Linked DNA regions of Homo sapiens: regions 2 and 3 are each linked to region 1. Evidence: chromatin contacts called from ENCODE Hi-C or POLR2A ChIA-PET data. All regions are on one chromosome and are shown on one strand. Each heading gives the region's core, a stretch centred on a gene start or an enhancer-like site at or near the end of the contact. The rest is flanking DNA. Distances are from core to core; before and after follow the strand shown. Region 1 holds the start of TAX1BP3 (Tax1 binding protein 3). Region 2 overlaps CLUH (CLUH binding protein of NUMT mRNA). Region 3 overlaps RAP1GAP2 (RAP1 GTPase activating protein 2).

What was found. A loop is a pair of places that touch in the nucleus more often than their neighbours do. ChIA-PET counts read pairs that join two places held with the same protein, here RNA polymerase II (POLR2A). Pooled maps may share reads with other maps.
Region 2: POLR2A ChIA-PET joins it to region 1 with 10 read pairs in AG04450. The contact joins the enhancer-like site here to the promoter of TAX1BP3 in region 1. POLR2A ChIA-PET finds 5 or more read pairs at or near these places in 3 of 52 experiments (AG04450, B cell and WTC11).
Region 3: a loop to region 1 is called in a pooled map, with 6 times the contacts of the local background. The contact joins the enhancer-like site here to the promoter of TAX1BP3 in region 1. A Hi-C loop is called at or near these places in 1 of 168 maps with a recorded cell type or tissue (psoas muscle) and 8 of 50 pooled maps. POLR2A ChIA-PET finds 5 or more read pairs at or near these places in 3 of 52 experiments (A549, PC-9 and RWPE1).

The regions. Positions count from the first base shown.
Region 1 is chr17:3,667,303-3,669,856 of GRCh38, reverse strand. It overlaps TAX1BP3 (Tax1 binding protein 3), which reads left to right and starts at 1,279. Exons shown (of 4, transcript NM_014604.4): 1 at 1,279-1,369. The coding sequence starts at 1,331. EMC6 (ER membrane protein complex subunit 6) reads right to left here and starts at 1,045. Exons shown (of 2, transcript NM_031298.4): 1 at 958-1,045; 2 at 192-759. The coding sequence starts at 710. The coding sequence ends at 378. P2RX5-TAX1BP3 (P2RX5-TAX1BP3 readthrough (NMD candidate)) reads left to right here. Exons shown (of 15, transcript NR_037928.1): 12 at 1-799. RefSeq lists enhancers at 1-359, 360-890, 1,423-1,953, 1,954-2,485 and a silencer at 992-1,331.
Region 2 is chr17:2,698,207-2,700,760 of GRCh38, reverse strand. It overlaps CLUH (CLUH binding protein of NUMT mRNA), which reads left to right. Exons shown (of 26, transcript NM_001366661.1): 8 at 1-83; 9 at 287-379; 10 at 2,171-2,554. Among named protein-coding and RNA genes, the nearest start is that of MIR6776, 6.6 kb to the right of the region's middle. RefSeq lists an enhancer at 47-547. Within about 2 kb of position 1,289, at least 2 of the 41 ENCODE cell types and tissues checked have a DNase peak (open chromatin) inside an H3K27ac peak, as active enhancers do.
Region 3 is chr17:2,813,454-2,816,007 of GRCh38, reverse strand. The region is part of intron 2 of RAP1GAP2 (RAP1 GTPase activating protein 2); the gene reads right to left. Among named protein-coding and RNA genes, the nearest start is that of RAP1GAP2, 18 kb to the right of the region's middle. Within about 2 kb of position 1,272, at least 10 of the 41 ENCODE cell types and tissues checked have a DNase peak (open chromatin) inside an H3K27ac peak, as active enhancers do.

The DNA.
Region 1 (2,554 bases), core at 30-2,529:
TACTGCTTCTTAGGATGTTAATAAGTTCTTTCCTTATGTAGGCCCTTAGGGCCCGTTTCTGAATGGCCTATGTGTAAATACAAGGACTTAACACAAGGCTATGGCCCATTCCTTGCTCTCCAGGAGTCAAATCTCGGCGATTTTGCATCAGTGGCAGCCTAAGCGTTACAGCAGGAAAGAACTCCACAAAGTGTCTCACGCTTCATTTAATCTGAAGAATATTACAGGCTCTCCGTCTTCAGATATAAATTATTTATAACGTTACAGAACAAGCAGCGAATTCAACCACTTAAGAACTAAGGAAGTCTACATGGTGTTAATTGCTGGCCACAGTCCTCCCGATCTGGTTTTTTAAAAAAGTCCCCCGGGCCCCCATTTCAGTAGACGTGCACCATGCCGTAGAGGAACGTCCAGAACAGGACGTAGGTGAAGAGGCCCCCGATGAGGCCTCCTGTAAAGAGAGGTCTCCGTGATTTGAAATATTTGTTCCACCTCCTTCCCGCCTTGAGAATGAGGAGCAGGGAGAGCAGGACGGAGGCGAGCAGGTAGAAGATGAAGCCGTAGAGGCCGGTGAGGCCGAGGATGCCGGCCGTGGCCCCCGACAGCGCTGACACCGAGGTCCGGCAATAATCCAGGACGGCGGCGTTGCCCCGCACGGCCGCCTCGCTGATGAACGGCGGCCCTTCCCGCTTGGCCACCACCGCGGCCATCGCACCAGCCCGGGCTCGGCCTCTCGCTTTCTCGCGGAACAACGCGGAGCTGCGGAGAAAACCAAGTTACAAGTGGCGCCCGGAGCTCGGTGAGTTGGGTTCACGCCGCCCCCTCCCCCTGGAGCTTCCGAGACCTGGCACCAGTCCTGGGCCTCGGATCTTCCAAAGACGCCGAGGAGATTGAGGGTCCGGGCCGGCCGGGAGGTGGTGGCGCGTCTGCGTTCCCCGGCCACGGTGGCCCAGTTACCTGGAACACGGCGCCGGACACACTACTTAGCGTTCCCTCAGACGGGCAGTGGAAGAAATGCCCGCGGCGCCATCTTGCTCGGAAGACTGCCGGGAGGTCTCGGGCTGCGCACGCGCCCAGATCCCGCCCCGCCCTCCGCGCCTGCGCCGTGGGCGCCCCGGACACGCTCCGCCCTCTGCCCGCTTTTCTGCGCACGCGCAGGGACTTCCGAAAGCGGAGTGGCGCTCCGGCCAGTGATTGGCTGGAGGTTTGTTAACTATTCATGAGGGGGCGGGCCGAGCGGGGCGGCCTTTGTTAAGCAGCGAGGGCGCGACCGCGGGTACTCTGCTGCCGGCTTCTCGGAGCGGCGCTGGGCGACCAGAGCAGGGTCGAGATGTCCTACATCCCGGGCCAGCCGGTCACCGCCGTGGTGGTGAGTGCGCTTGCGCGGGCTCCTCCTCGTCTTGGCCTGACCCCACCTCGCAGAGCGGGAAACGGACACCCCAAGCAGGTTGACAGAGCATCGAACCCGGGGCTCCTGCGAACCGGCGGCAAGGGCTCGGGTCCCCGCTTTGCCGGAGCGGGCCGCAGTTCCCCCAGCCACGAAACAGGGATGGCCGGGACCCGAGAGCCTCCCGAGACCCTGGACAGAGCCCAGACTGCGTGCGCAGGGCGGGGAGGGCCACGGGGAAAGGCCTGGCTGCAGGAGCCTGGAAAAGCGCCCCCTTCCCGGGCCTCCGTGTCCCCAGACGGGGAGCTGCTGGGGGCGGGCGCCGATCCCGACGTCCATGAGTCGCAGCCTCTGGAATGAGGAAATGCTTCCTCCGCTGCAGCCTGCGCCGCCGCCCGGAGGGAGATCTGGGGGTGGGGCTCTCCCGAGCCTGCCGTGGCAGCCCCTGCCCCCTTCCTGTCCAGCCTTGCTCCTCCAACCCACTCGCCGCCTGGTCCAGGGTGGACGCTCGTATAGCTGCGATGAGCGTTTCCTCTTCGAACTTTTCCTGGGTCTCCAGCCCTTAAGGCAAAAAAGTCCAGGCCTCCCTCCTGGCACTTGAGTCCTGAGTAGACCCTCCGGGGGCTAGCCTAGGCCCCTGGCCGCCCTCTGGCTTGTTTTAGGTGCTGGGTGCTATTAGACTAGGCAGAGGGAGGAAGGAAGGCTGGGACGTTAGACTCAGACGCCGGTGTCACAGAGGGACACAACCCTATGACAGAGGTGGGGAGTCCCAGAGAGAAGTGCTCAGCCAGAAAAGACCACCTCAGGAAAGACTCAGGTCTCCTGCCTACCTCCCGACAGCGTTCAGAGAATGAGAAGAAATGCCTGCCCGGTGGGCAGTAGGTCAAGCGAAAGTCCCCGCCCTGGAGCCATAGGGACTGGGTGTGTTATCTCAGTTGGGTGTGCTGGAGAAGCTCCAGCAATCAGGTGGGTGGAGGCAGAGAAGCCACTGATAAAGGCGACAAGTGAGGCTGAGCTTAGAGCACTGGCTCAGGCCTGGGCCAGGAGGAAACATTGCTGGACCAGCTGACAGCTGTCCTAAGCTTCACCCTCCCTGCACCAGCTTGACTTTTTTTTTTTTTTTTTTTTTGAGACAGTCTTGCTCTGTCGCCCAGGCTGGAGTACAGT
Region 2 (2,554 bases), core at 40-2,539, 970 kb after region 1:
AGGCGGAGCATGCCATGGATTGCGTGCGTGCAGAGGACGCCTACACCTCGAGGCTGGGCTATGAGGAGCACATTCCTGGACAGGTGCCTGCAACCTGGCCCTGCCCTCGCTGGGCACCCCTGCCCTCCTGGGTGCTGGGCTGGTTCCGTGCACTTCCCTGGAGGCCCCATGCTTGACTTCATTTGGGAGTCTGGGGCTCTTCTCAGGAAGGTAGAAGGAGCGACTTCCGGGAGCAGGTCACAGGGCACAGGCTGAGCTCGTTTTTCCCTCCCTGATCTCTCTGCAGACCCGAGACTGGAATGAGGAGCTGCAGACGACGAGGGAGCTGCCTCGCAAGAACCTGCCTGAGCGGCTGCTCCGAGAAAGGGCCATATTCAAGGTGCCTGCAGCCTCTGCTGACCGGCAGTCTGAGGCCCGCTGTCCACCTGCTGACGGGTTTTCTCATGGAGAGGAGGAAAGCAAGGGAGGCAGGGGCAGCCCTAACCCTGTCAGGTTCCCCGAAGGCCAGTCAGCGTCTCCCGCAGGGTCTGCTAGCCTTCCGCCTCCCAGCAGACCATCCCAGTACCTTTCTCTGGCCTCTCTGAGGCTTTGAGTCCCTGGAAGGAGCGGGCCCTACTTCCCATAGGGACTGAGTGTCCAGGGCCGTGCAGCTTCCCGCCCTCTGTGACTGCTGCGGGGCTTTTGCCTGGGCGAGCACTGGCCGGCCATGGCCCTTCTAGGGCGGGTGCTCATTTGCATAACACTTTTAGTTTGCTGGGGTTTAAAAGTTATTAGTGCTGGGTTACTAAGAGAAATGAGGAAAAGCAGTTGCTTAAGAAAAAAAAAATCTCAGGCCGGCTTCAGTAGCTCATGCCTGTAATCCCAGCACTTTGGGAGGCCGAGGCGGGCGGATCACAAGGTCAGGAGTTCAAGACCAGCCTGGCCAATATGGGGAAACCCCATCTCCACTAAAAATACAAAAATTAGCTGGGTGTGGTGGCGCATGCCTGTAGTCCCAGCTACTCGGGAGTCTGAGACAGGAGAATTGCTTGAACCCAATAGGCGGAGGTTGCAGTGAGCCGAAATTGCATCACTGCACTCCAGCCTGGGCGACAGAACAAGACTACGTCTCAAAAAAAAAAAAAAGAAATCTCAGCCAGGCACAGTGGCTCACGCCTGTAATCCTAGCACTTTGGGAGGCTGAGACAGGCAGATCACTTGAGCCCAGGAGTTGGAAACCAGCCTACGAAACATGGTGAAACCTCGTCTCTGCAAAAAATACAAAAGATTAGCCAGGCATGGTGGCATGTGCCTGTAGTCCCAGCTACTCGGGAGGCTGGAGTGGGAGGATGGCCTGAGCCAGGGGAAGTCGAGGCTTCAGTGAGCTCGGATCTCGTGCCGCTGCATTCCAGCCTTGGCAACAGCGTGATACCCTGTCTGAAAACAACCAACCTCCCATAGTTATACTGCCTAGAGATGATAATTGTAGAAACAAAAACTCATTTCTCGGGTACCGACTTCACCAGAGATGGTGCCAAGTGCGTTATAGAGACTATTTCCTATAATATATTGGACAACTTGTAAAGGTCAATACCTTTATCTGTTCAAGTTCACCTGGCACATAACTGGTGGATCCCAAACCTGCGCACGCTTGTTAATCACTAAGCCCTGCTGTCTCCCTCAGCACAAGTGTATTCTCAAAACATGGGGGTTTTGGTTTGTTTGCGCTTTTTTAGAAATGGAGTCTCACTCTGTCCCCCAGGCTGGAGTGCAGTGGTGTGATTTCGGCTCACTGTAACCTCCACCTCCCGGGTTCAAGCAATTCTCCTGCCTCAGCCTGTCGGGTGGCTGGGACTACAGGCGCGCGCCACCTCGCCTGGCTGATTTTTTTTGTATTTTTATTAGAGATGGGGTTTCACCATATTGGTCAGGCTGGTCTCGAACTCGTGACCTCAAGTGGTCTGACCGCCTCGGCCCCTCAAAGTGCTGGGATTACAGGTGTGAGCCACCGCGCCCGGCCAAAACATGGTTTTCTTGCCCTTTTCTACATATGAGGAAACTGAGGCTCCGGGTCCTTGGGTTTCCAAGGCAGGCCCGGTTGCCTCCGCGGTCTAGGTGCGTGCGCTTGGCCAGGTGGATGCAGGCTCTTGTGGGCGCGGCCTCTAACCCTGCCCTCCTCGACCCCCGCCAGGTGCACAGCGACTTCACCGCGGCAGCCACCAGGGGCGCCATGGCCGTCATTGACGGCAACGTGATGGCCATCAACCCCAGCGAGGAGACCAAGATGCAGATGTTCATCTGGAACAACATCTTCTTCAGCCTGGGCTTCGACGTCCGAGACCACTACAAGGACTTCGGGGGGGACGTGGCGGCCTACGTGGCGCCCACCAACGACCTGAATGGCGTCCGCACGTACAACGCGGTGGACGTGGAGGGGCTGTACACGCTGGGCACGGTGGTGGTGGATTACCGCGGCTACCGGGTCACGGCCCAGTCCATCATCCCCGGCATCCTGGAGCGGGACCAGGAGCAGAGCGTCATCTACGGCTCCATCGACTTCGGCAAGACCGTGGTG
Region 3 (2,554 bases), core at 23-2,522, 850 kb after region 1:
TGTCTGGGCCTTGTGTACACACACGTCTGCCCTTCTGACCACGTCCAGCCAGTGACTGCGTCCACGCATGTACCACAGGGATGCTCTGTCCTCAGCAGGGAGGCCTGGGTCCCGGTACACAATGCTCAGTGTGCCTGCGTAGGTACGCCTGCAGGCACGAGGGCACATCGCACAGTTACACGTGTGTGACCGCACAGCCCAGGACTGTTGTTAATATCGGAAATGGGGCCGGGTGCGGTGGCTCGCGCCTGTAATCCCAGCACTTTGGGAGGCCAAGGTGGGCGGATCACCTGAGGTCAGGAGTTCAAGACCAGCCTGGTCAACGTGGTGAAACCCCATCTCTACTAAAAATACAAAAATTAGCTGGGCGTGGTGGTGCGCGCCTGTAATCCCAGCTACTCAAGAGGCTGAGACAGGAGAATCGCTTGAACCGGGGAGGTGGAGGTTGCAGTGAGCTGAGATTATGCCACTGCAATCCAGCCTGGGTGACAAAGCGAGACTCTGTCTCAATAATAATAATAATAATAATAATAATAATAATAATAATAATATCAGAGATGTTAAGGCAGGTTACATGTGTTGAGCACTAGGTACCAGGCACTCTGTTCCCATTTCACCTGGATAATCTCATTTAAGCCTCACAACAAGCGCACCCACGTGCAGGTACTGTTATTATCCTCAGACAAAGAAACTGGGGCACAGAGAGGTTGCGCAGCCTGCCCCAGGTCACCCAGAGTACGTGAACCTGACTGCTGGAGCCGCACTGTGGGGGAAAGTGCTTTAAACGGCACTGGTTCCCGTGCAGCTGTGAAGCCAGCTGCCTCATCAGCAGCACCTCAGCGCTGGTAACACACAGGTTTCCTGGGCCCCACCCAGGCTGATGAGGCAGAATCCCCAAGCCCCAGGGTGGGGTCCGGAAGCTGCATTTTAACGAGGTCCCCTAGGTGATTCTGTACTGCAGCCAGGGTGGGCAGCCATGGGTCCAGCCTACGTTCAGCTGCCTGACAGGGTTGAACAGGGCATGGCAGGGTGGGACAGGGGCTGTCCCTCCCAAGTCCCGTTCCCGAGCTCGTAGAACAAAGCTCCTCAATTCCACGGGGCGTCTGCTGGTGGCAAAGCACCGAAGAAAGGGGCAATGGCTGCCGTCAACCCTCCCCCCCAACACCCCAGGGCAGGGCTACAAAAGTCAGTTATGTGGCTTTGTGGTCTGCCAGGCACGGATTTCCGCCCACTCCACCCTCTCAGAATGAGCTGGGTGTTGGGGTTGGGGGGGGTGGTACCACACTGCGGTAACCTACTGGTTCACAGCTCAACCCAAGGTAGGGAGGGGACAGCCACCTCACCTGGGTAACAAACAGTGAGACAGCCCGAGCTGGGCACGCTAGAGGCTCCCACGGTCTCAGACCCCAAGTGGGGAGGAACTCAGACAGAAACCACCAGATCCCCACGGCGCGGGAGGAGCTGCATGTGACCTGAGGTTCCGGCTGCCCCAGGGGCACAAGGAAGAGAGCCTTCCATGCCGATGGGGAAGGGGCTGTGCGTGGAGGAAGCTGCATGGAAGCTGGCCCTGGAAGGACGGGCAGGTTGTGACCCTGATGCTGACAGGGAAGGGGCAGCAAAGGCATGTTCCCTGTGGGCAGAGCAGCACAGCCACAGGCGAAAGTGCCCAGCCACACACAGCAAGTTCCACCCTCGGGCTGCAGCTGAAGATCAAGAGGAGGCACGATTGTGAGAAAACAAAACCAGAACTGACAGAGGCACAGAGAGGTTAAGTAACTTGTCCAAGGTCACCCAGCTGGTAGAGTCAGGATTTAAACAGAGGCTGCCTGACTGCCAAGCCCACAAATCAATCAGTAAGCTGGGGTCCCCACTTGGTGTCCTTTGCCCCTTTTCTTCTGTGAATATTTGAGAATGCTGTCAAGGTGAACCTACTAGGCCTAGAACAGTAGTTTTCAACGGAGTCGGGGAGATTTTATACCACTGCCCCAGAAATAGAGCAACGTCTGGAGACATTTTCTTTTTTTCTTTTCTTTTTTCTTTTTTTTGAGATGGAGTCTCACTCTGTTGCCCAGGCTAGAGTGCAATGGTGCGATCTCGGCTCACTGCAACCTCCGCCTCCCGGGTTTAAGTGATTCTCCTGCCTCAGCCTCCCGAGTAGCTACGATTACAGGCACGTGCCACCATGCCCGGCTAATTTTTTGTACTTTTTTAGTAGAGACAGGGTTTCACCATGTTGGCCCGGCTGGTCTCGACGAACTCCTGACCTCAGGTGATCCACCTGCCTGGGCCTCCCAAAGTGCTGGGATTTGTGAGCCACCATGCCTGGCCTGGAGACATTTTCATTATCACAGTGAGGGGTGGGTTGTGGGCATCTTGTGGATACAGGCTAGAGAGGCTGCGCAACACCCTACAACGCACAGGATGGCACCGTAAAACAAAGAGTCAGCCAGCCTCAAATGTTACCAGAAGCCCTGGCCCAGAGGGCTCACGCCCACCAGGAGCCCATTTTAACATCCAGCCTGACCTGAGTCATTGCCCAACCACTGACGGTCAC